Regions from separate parts of the Homo sapiens genome. Here region 2 is linked to region 1. A link is an interaction called in ENCODE POLR2A ChIA-PET data of the cell type or tissue named here. Cell type or tissue: A673. All regions are shown on one strand. Each heading gives the region's core, and the rest is flanking DNA. Links, peaks and the distances in the headings are about the cores only.

Region 1 (4,384 bases), core at 1-4,000:
TCTTTGGTTATGCCAGTGGAGAGGTTTTCCATTACCTGCAACTAAATTTTTCATTAATATAGATATCCAATAAAATAATGCTCATAAGAGCAGGTATATCTCTTCCAAGGGACTTACAGGTATTATTTTACATAAACTTCCCAACAACCCTCTGTGGAAGTTGTTAACATTCCCATTTCACAGATGAAGAACTGAGGCACGGAGAGCCTCACTTGCTCAAGGTCAAGCAGCTACTGGAGCCAGATTTGAGCCCAGGTAGTCTGACTTCAGAGCCTGGGCCACAGTCCATCACTATAGACCTTTTCATTTGCAACTGCTAGGAGATGAGGGCTCAGGCCTTCGGAGCCCACCCCATCACGCGCTCACTCTAGCCCTGCAAGCACACAGAAAACTGGAGGAGTTGAAATCTGAGGAGGGATGTTTGCCCTCTGTCCCCCGCTGCCCTAACCACTCCCGCCCCCTGGAGGTATGTGAAGAGTCCAGAATCCCTGGGATTCCTGACACTGCACTTTGAGGTGATAAACATTAAACCCACTAGTCTTCCTTACTCTGAGTGCCCAGAAACACCTGGGACCACGTAGAAGGAGGCTGTCAAGGAGACTGGACTGTCCTGGAGGTGTGCCACACAGTCACTCTCACCTTCCAGAAGGGCTTGTGGGCATGCCCTCTCTCTCCCCTGACAGAGACTGTGAGGCCCCGTGGTTAGGGGGCCTAGGCTGGGAGCCACATGCTGGGTGCCTGATCTTGGTTTAGCCTCCAAGCCTCCGTTTTCATTCTCTGTTGAATGGGGATCATAATAACCCCTACCCAGAGGAGTAAATGAGATAATGCATCCAAAGGGCTTAAAAACTTGGACAGGATTAGGAAAATGTTGGCGTATGATGGGAGAAAAGCAGGGACTCTCAATATGTATCATCCTACGCGCCTATCCTTTTAAAGTTTTTTTAAAAATTAGATTTGGAAAGATAAAAACCAAGGTGTTAAATGGGATATCTCTGTGTGATAAGATTACCAGGCATTTTAGTTTACTTGACTTTTTGCATTTACACTTCCTAGCATGAACCTAGATGATTTATATATTTTAAAACATATTGGACTTTACACATATACAATATTTTTATTATTATTTACTTCAAGTGCTTGCCTAAATCCTAAAGCTATTGTGTGTGGGACACTTGTGAGTTGCCTCTCCAGCACCCACTCCCCTCTTCTCTTTTCAGGGCAGATTGGGTGGGTTGAACTCCACTCCATCTCCAAGGGTGGGCCTGGATTGGCTTAAATCAATCACTGTTGTGACAGGCTTAGGGAGCTCATCGTGGAGGCTGGGTCCAGGAGATGCAATTCCAAGACTTGTGTTTGTTTGGGGAAATAGATTTTCTTTCTTTCTTTTCTTTCTTTTTTTCTTCTTCTTTTTTTTTTTTAATATATTAACAGTGACTTCCATATATCACCTGGGAACCTCTGCTTGGGTGAGAATGGGCCCAAGAGGGAGGAAGAGGAGCTGAGAATGGAAAGACAGAAAAGCAAGGTCCTGATTATATCACTGAACCACTGGGAAGACGCTCTGGATGTAGACTTTTTTTTTTTTTTTTTTTTTTGAGACAGGATCTCACTCTGTCATCCAGGCTGGAATGCAGTGGTGTGATCACTACCCGCTGCAGCCTCGACACCCCCATACCCCCTCCACCACCAGCTCAAGCCATCCTCCCACCTCAGCCTCCAAAGTAGCTGGGACTACAGGTACGTGCCATAATGCTCAACTACTTTTTGTGGGGTTTTGTTATTGTTGTTGTAGTGTTTGTTTTTTTGTAGAGATGGGATTTTGCCACATTGCCCAGGCTGGTCTCCAAGTCCTGGGCTCAAGCCATCCTCCTGCCTTGGCCTCCCAAAGTGCTAGGATTACAGGCATGAGCCATCGTGCCCTGCCTCTGGTTATAGACTTTTCATTTTAGTGAGCCCATACATTCCATTATTTTCAAAACCAGTTTGAGAAGTTGTATTTTCTGTTACTTGGAGCTTTCTAACTGGTGATGAAACTGGTACCAGAAGTGGGATGTTGCAAGTAACAGGCCTTGCACAGTGGGACTTGTAGAGCTGACAAGGTAGGTGCAGGAGACCTGGACCTGAGGCTCTTGGCTGGGAAGGTGGCAACTCTCAAATAGTTGGTAATTAAAGAATTGGTTACTCCACAGCCTGCTGAATCTTGGAATTTAAACCATGTGCCTACATAAGGCTACTTCTTTAGGAGACTTGTGGGAAAATTTTAGCATTTTGAAATGTTTGGCTGGCCACTTCTTGTGGTTTTTAGTAAATTCCTACAAGAAAGAAATATACTTCTTTTGAAACAGGGCTGCTTGAAAGAAGAGAGGGAAGAACTACAGCTTTGCTAAGAGAGGCCCTTTGGACTTGAGTCCTGCCATTCAAGTTGATGGAGAGTCCAGGAGTCCAGCCAAAAAGCTTAATTCTCTACTTCAAGCCATGTTTAGTGTAAGGGGAGGCCAGGAGGTAGGAGAGAGCAGGAGATAAAACTGAAGAATCTTCAGGCCCCTCCTAAACACAGCCTGTTAAGTATTCTTTGTTTGACAAGCAGACCCAGCTCCTCTTCTCATGTTCTTGCTGGGATGTAGACAGTAAACAAGAGGCCAATTACTGGTACCTCTCTGCCCCTGTCCATGGCTTTAACCTGCCAAGATAGAGGTCATCCATTAAAACAAGGCCTGGAGGAATGCATAGAGCTCAAGGTCAGTTGTCAGGAGATACGTACTTCCAGGTTGTGTTCTGGACACAGAGACGTCGAAGGTCTCTGGGTTGGGCTACTGGTCCGTGCATTTCAGTGGAAGCAAATAGACAGGACACAGAGTAAGCCTTTAAAAATATTGTTGGCTTGGTGTGGTGGGTCATACCTGTAGTCCCAGCATTTTGGGAGGCCGAGGCAGGCAGATCACTTGAGGTCAGGAGTTTGAGACCAGCCTGGCCAACATGGTGAAACACTGTCTCTACTAAAAATACAAAAAAAAAAAAAATTACCTGGACGTGGTGGCATGCACCTGTAATCCTAGCTACTCGGGAGAAGGAGGCAGGAGAATTGCTTGAACCTGGAGGCAGAGGTTGCAGTGAGCTGAGATCATGCCACTGCACTCCAGCCCAGGCTACAGAGCGAGACTCCATCTCAAAAACAAACAAACAAACAAAAAAAGAATATTGCTAAAAGAATCCCCAATGTGGCCAACACCAGCCTGCCACTGCCCAGGCCCTAAAGCCTCCTTAGGTCCCTGAATTTGCATCTAACAGGAAGCGGGATGCTAAAATGGTACAGCATCCCAGGGGAAGCATCTCCAAGGCTTATATCAGCTGTATCCACAGAAGACAGGGAGATGATGGCTGGGCTCAGTGGCTCATGCCTGTAATCCAGCACTTTGGGAGGCCAAGGTGGGTGGATCTCTTGAAGTCAGGAGTTCGAGACCAGCCTGGTCAACATGGCAAAACCCCATCTCTACTAAAAATACAAAAATTAGCTGGGCCTGGTGGTGCGCACCTGTAATCCCAGCTACTCCGGAGGCTGAGACAGGAGAATCACCAGGAGGCAGAGGTTGCAGTGAGCCGAGATCACACCACTGCATTCCAGCCTGGGAGACAGAGCGAGACTGGGTCTTAAAAAATAAAAAACAAAAAAAAAGAAGAAGAAGACAAGGAGATGGACAGGCAGGCTGAGGTACAGGCAGGAAGATGGATGAATCTTTAAGAAGATTTTATCAGAGTTGATGAAAGCCCTGTGTCAGGGGTGAAGGAGATCTCTCTGACGTCCTGGGTGTAGCCAAGCTTTTGTCCTACTTACTAAGGATGGCTTCTTTTCTGTTTTTTTTTGTTTTGTTTTGTTTTGTTTTTACCCCAAAATATGCATATCTATTATGAATCAATTTCAAAAGGGCAAACATTGTGTGATTTCATTTATATGAAGTACCTTAAGGACAAGCTCATGGAGTTACTTTCTTATCTCTCTCCTGAGACTACAAGTTTCTTGAGGACAGGAAATATGTCACTAATCTTTGAACCGCTCAGGGGCTTTGTTAAATAGTTCAGGGCACACTAAGTGCTCAGCAAATACTTATTGATCTGAATTTAGAAGTCTCAACAAAATTTGTTATATTGCCTGAGTCAGCCCAGAAGTGAAGTCTTCACATCATATTATTTTAGTATAAAACTGTTCTTACTTAGGATATCAGCAGACTCTCTGTTAATATGTCTGTTGGCTTTCAGTGACATCTGAATTGTTGACTGCATGCTTCTTGAAACATTTTTCTGGCTTTAGGATGTCATACTTCCCTAGATTTACTTTCTAATTCTCCATTTACTGCTTTTAAGTCTCTTTGGTAGACTCTTCTCT
Region 2 (4,384 bases), core at 385-4,384, 91 kb after region 1:
AGTCCCAACGGTCTCTTCCCACCCTCTTAACAACACCGGTGCCGGCCCCATTTTACAGATAGGAAAACCAAAAGCCAGAGAGTGACTGGGGCACTGCTGTAGCTGGTGGTCAGGGAAGGCCTGTCTGAGGGAGTGACATTTGCAAGGACAATGCCTTGCAAAGACCTGGAGGAACAACGGCTCCAGGCAGGCAATAGATCAAGTGCAACCACCTGGGGCAGAAATGAGGACCAGAAATAAGGTGATGTGGCTGGAACCCAGAGAAACGGGGATCAGTGAGTGGGACAGAGGCTGCATTATGGGATGTGGCATGAAAAGAGCTGGCATCTTCTTCTGGTCGCAGAGAGGAAGCCACTGGAGGGTTAGAAGCAGGGGAGACAGCTGGGCGTGGTGGCTCACGCCTGTAATCCCAGCACTTTGGGAGGCCGAGGCAGGTGAATCATGAGGTCAGGAGTTCGAGACCAGCCTGACCAATATGATGAAACCCCGTCTCTACTAAAAATACAAAAATTAGCCGGGTGTGGTGGTGCGTGCCTGTAATCCCAGCTACTCAGGAGGCTGAGGCAGGAGAATTGCCTGGAGCCGGGAGATGGAGGTTGCAGTGAGCTGAGATCACGCCATTGCACTCCAGCCTGGGCGACAGAGCGAGAGCGAGACTCCGTCTCAAAAAAAAAAAAAAAAAAAAGAAGCAGGGGAGACAAGTGACTGGCTTGTGCTTTGATTACTCGAGTGGCTGGGGAGCAGAGGAGGCTGGGGAGCTCCAGGAGCTGAGCCCAGAGCTCAGTCTGGAGCTTTCCCTGTCTGGGTTGGAGGTGGTGGTGGCTTGGACCAGGCTAAGTGTGGTGGTGGCGGGAAGGAGTTGGATCCCAGACATGCTGGGAGGGAGGGCCAGCAGAGCTCCCTGGTGGACTGCACGTCGGGAGGGGAGGGAACAGGGGAATCGGGGCTGGGCACCTGGGTTGATGGAGGTGCTGTTTACGGGTATGGGGAACCAGAAGTGGGGAGAAAACAGACAGTTGGGTTTGGATCACATTGGGCTGGAGGTGCCCACTGGACCTTGGAGTGGAGACGCTGGCTGGGTAGGTAGGAGGAAAAGAGTCTGGAGTTCGAGGGAGGAAATAGAAAGATGAGGGTCAGGATGGTATTTATAGTTATGGGCTGGAGAGAGCAAGTGACTTGCCCAGGGTTACAGACAGCCAGTGGTCAGGATTTGAACTGGGGTCTGCTAGGCTCTGAAACCCACAGGGGCTCTTTCCCGGACAGCTGGGAACAGAGAGGGCTTCATCCAAGGTACAGGGGGTGCCGCAGGACTCAGGGGTGGGGCAAGGAGAAGCCCCTGAGGAAAAAACAAAACCAAAGAAAGAAGTAAAGTGAATGTAATCCTAATCAAAATCCTATTGGTCAGGCCAGATGTGGTGGTTCATGCCTGTAATCCCAGCACCTTGGGAGGCTAAGGCAGGAGGATCACTTGAGCCCAGAAGTTCGAGACCAGCCTCAGCAACAAAATGAGGCCCCAATTCTAGTCCCGGGTGTGGTGGTGAGATGGGAAGATAGCTTGAGCCCAGGAATTGAAGGCTACAGTGAGCTATGATCGTGCCACTGTGCTCCGGTCTTGGCGCCAGAGTGGGACACTATCTCAAAAACAAATAATAAATAGAAAGACAAGTCCCTGAGAATGAATGTGGGAATGACTGAGATCCTTCCAGCCTGGGCTGCCCACCTCCCATCCACAGCCTGGTCAGCTGGAAGAGCCCATGTCAAGCACGAGGTTGTGTCCCCTGCCCATTGTACAGATGGGGAAACTGAGGTCTGAAGGAAGGCAGGGCTGGGGTCTAGGTCTTCTGTCTGCCAACCCCGACTCTTCTGCCAGCCTCTAAGGTGGACTCCTGTCTGAGCCAACTCAATGGCTGGGTTGAAACCTTCCAACTGGGACATTCCTGAAGGGGGTGAGTGTCTCTCTGGAGGTCCTCCTGTAGATGGACCTGGGGCCTGGAGTCTTCCCCTCCTGGGTCTCCCCAAGGCAGTGTTTGCCCATGCTGGCCTCTGCCCCTGGCCTGGCCCCGCCGTGGCCTTCAGGACCCCTCTAGGTCCCTGGCAGGGCAGCCCCATGCCTGGCTCTGGTCACGGTTCCTGCCCTGTGGCCAGGACCAAGGCCCCCCCCTGGCCCTTGCCCAGACCACCCAGCGCCAGGGCCTGGCGGAGCCCGGGTGGCTGGCGGGCAGTGCTCCCAGGCTGGCCAGCCGTGGTCTGGCCCCGCCTGAGGGGCTGTGGCCTGGGAACCGTCAGCTGTCTCCTCGGGGAAGCGGCTGGGATCTCCAGAACAAACAGGGAAACCACAGGCTCCCCCACCACGCCCCCAAGGAGGGGCACGGCCTCTGGCCTTGCCCGCCAACACCCCACTCTCCAGGCCTGGCTCCCCACTTCTGGGTGAATAGAAAGGAGGCCTGGTGGCAAGCAGGTCCCAGAAGTGCCTGATCCTCAGGTGGTGAAATGACAAGGAGTTCCCCAGACGGAAGCGCCCAGCACAGGGCACTGCACACGGGAGGCCCCTGAGAAACAGCAGCCCTGGACTCATCCACCGCTGGCTCAGTGGGAGCCACAGCAATCCTGGGGGATTCCTGTACTTGGCAGGGCAGGCTGGGACAGCCGCCCTAATTCAGACCGGCTGGGGGATGGGGTGCATGTGACTCCACTAAAAGCTGCAATTAGAGCCCAATTTAAAGAAACGCTGTGTTAGTTCCTCCCCGGGTAGATGTGATTATAGGCTCGGAGCTAAACCGTTTCTAACAGGATGACACATGGAGAGGCCCCTTCTGGGCTCTGGCAGGATGCCCAGCCCAGCCCCCGGCTGCACGACTGGGGAAACCAAGGCCCGGAATTCACACTGCAGGTGAAGAGGGGGCGAGGCTTCGGCTCCATCCCCACCTCTCACTTTTCTCTACAGGATTTCATGCTGCATCTAGAAGCCAAAACGCTGACACCCCTTGAAAAGGAGGGCTGGGAACTGAGATGATTGACGCCCCAAGGGGAAGCGGGCGCTTCCCAGAACAGCCTCGGCATGACCTGGACATGGAGCCAGGCGGCTGCTCCTTGCCCAACCCATGGGGGCCTTGCAATGATTAATAATAATAATGATGATGATAATGGTGCCAGCAGCAGCCGTGGCTCCCTTTGGAAGTGCTCCCGGGGGGCAGGCAACATCTCACGCATTCTCGCAATAATCCTGCCAGGGAGCTGCTAGTGTAGCCCCATTGCAGGGCTGGGGAAACCAAGGCTCCGAAGGGTCAATGACTTGCCCAGTGTCATGCCAGGAGCCAGTGGTATGTTCCTGCTGGGATTGGACAAGCGCCTGAGATCCTGAGCAGGGGGCAGAGTTCAGGGGGCGGTCGGGGGGTCATCTCAGTGAATGGCAACAATGAGTGAGTAAGCGAGCCTGTTAGCAAGTGAATGAATGAGTGAACGAATAAAAAGGCTGTTTAAGGAATTCTGCCCCTGGGGAGGCATGAAAGGGCCACAGGTCTCTCCCTAGTTGCCTCCCCCCGCCACCTCCAGGGAGACCCCTGAGATTAATGGGCCACAGACAAAGGCCCAAGTCTCACCTGCCCAGAAACAAGGACCCCTCACTTCCCGGGTTCCAGGGGTCCCCTGTCTCGTCCAACACCCCGCTAGGGCACAGGGCACTGCACACGGGAGGCCCCTGAGAAACAGCAGCGTCACTGAGCAGTGCCCTCTGGCCTGCGCCCCCCCACCTTCATCCCAGCCATCCCCAAATGCCACAAGGGTAGATCACCTGCCCTAGTCCCCACCACCACCTGCACCCTTGCCCAGGGCTGAATTCCCACATAGGATTGGGGTCTGGGGAGGGGCCAAAATAAGGGAAAAGCTGATCTCTCTTTACCCACTCTGCCCCCTCCCGTCCCCTTTGCAGCTCATATTGGGGAGTCCCTGGGTTGGGGGTGGCACACACTTGGTTCCTAGGAGCTTGGGCAGTAGGGTACTACTGCCCCTCCATTCCCCGGATGCGCATCCCCCTCCATTCCCCGGATTCTTCATTCATTCAGCAAATATTTATGGAGCCCCTACTGTGTGCAAGGTGCTGGGCTCAGCCATTCATGCACACACAGACCCTTCCTTCTGATGTCTCTGGTTCCATTAAGAAGACTGTGTGTCACGTGCCTCCCCACCACGTTCCCAAGGACTGTCCCCACACCAACTCCTGGTGGTCTGTAGCTGTGCCTCCCTCATCAGACTGGGATTTCTCCAGGGCATGGTTGTGACACTGCCATCAGACTGGCCTGTGCAACCTGCCTTTCCTGAGAAACCTCTCCCTTCACTCCAAGAGCCTCCCTGGAGACGGTTGCCAGATAAAATACAGGACGCTCAG

Evidence for each region. ChIA-PET counts read pairs that join two places held together with the same protein. Peaks named below come from ENCODE experiments on the same cell type or tissue, not always from the same donor. Only the 100,000 strongest peaks of a DNase experiment are listed, where the experiment ranks them.
Region 2: POLR2A ChIA-PET joins it to region 1 with 13 read pairs; 3 of 35 experiments call an interaction of 5 or more read pairs at or near these places.

The regions. Positions count from the first base shown.
Region 1 is chr1:21,497,444-21,501,827 of GRCh38, forward strand. No RefSeq gene overlaps it. Among named protein-coding and RNA genes, the nearest start is that of ALPL, 9.8 kb to the right of the region's middle. In A673, for the core only: no CTCF peak of the experiment used is centred there; no DNase peak of the experiment used is centred there.
Region 2 is chr1:21,588,041-21,592,424 of GRCh38, forward strand. LINC02596 (long intergenic non-protein coding RNA 2596) reads left to right here. Exons shown (of 2, transcript NR_187321.1): 2 at 2,945-3,147. Among named protein-coding and RNA genes, the nearest start is that of LINC02596, 3.8 kb to the left of the region's middle. RefSeq lists enhancers at 2,788-3,327, 3,328-3,866. In A673, for the core only: no CTCF peak of the experiment used is centred there; a DNase peak (open chromatin) is centred at 2,711; H3K27ac peaks cover 1,011 bases.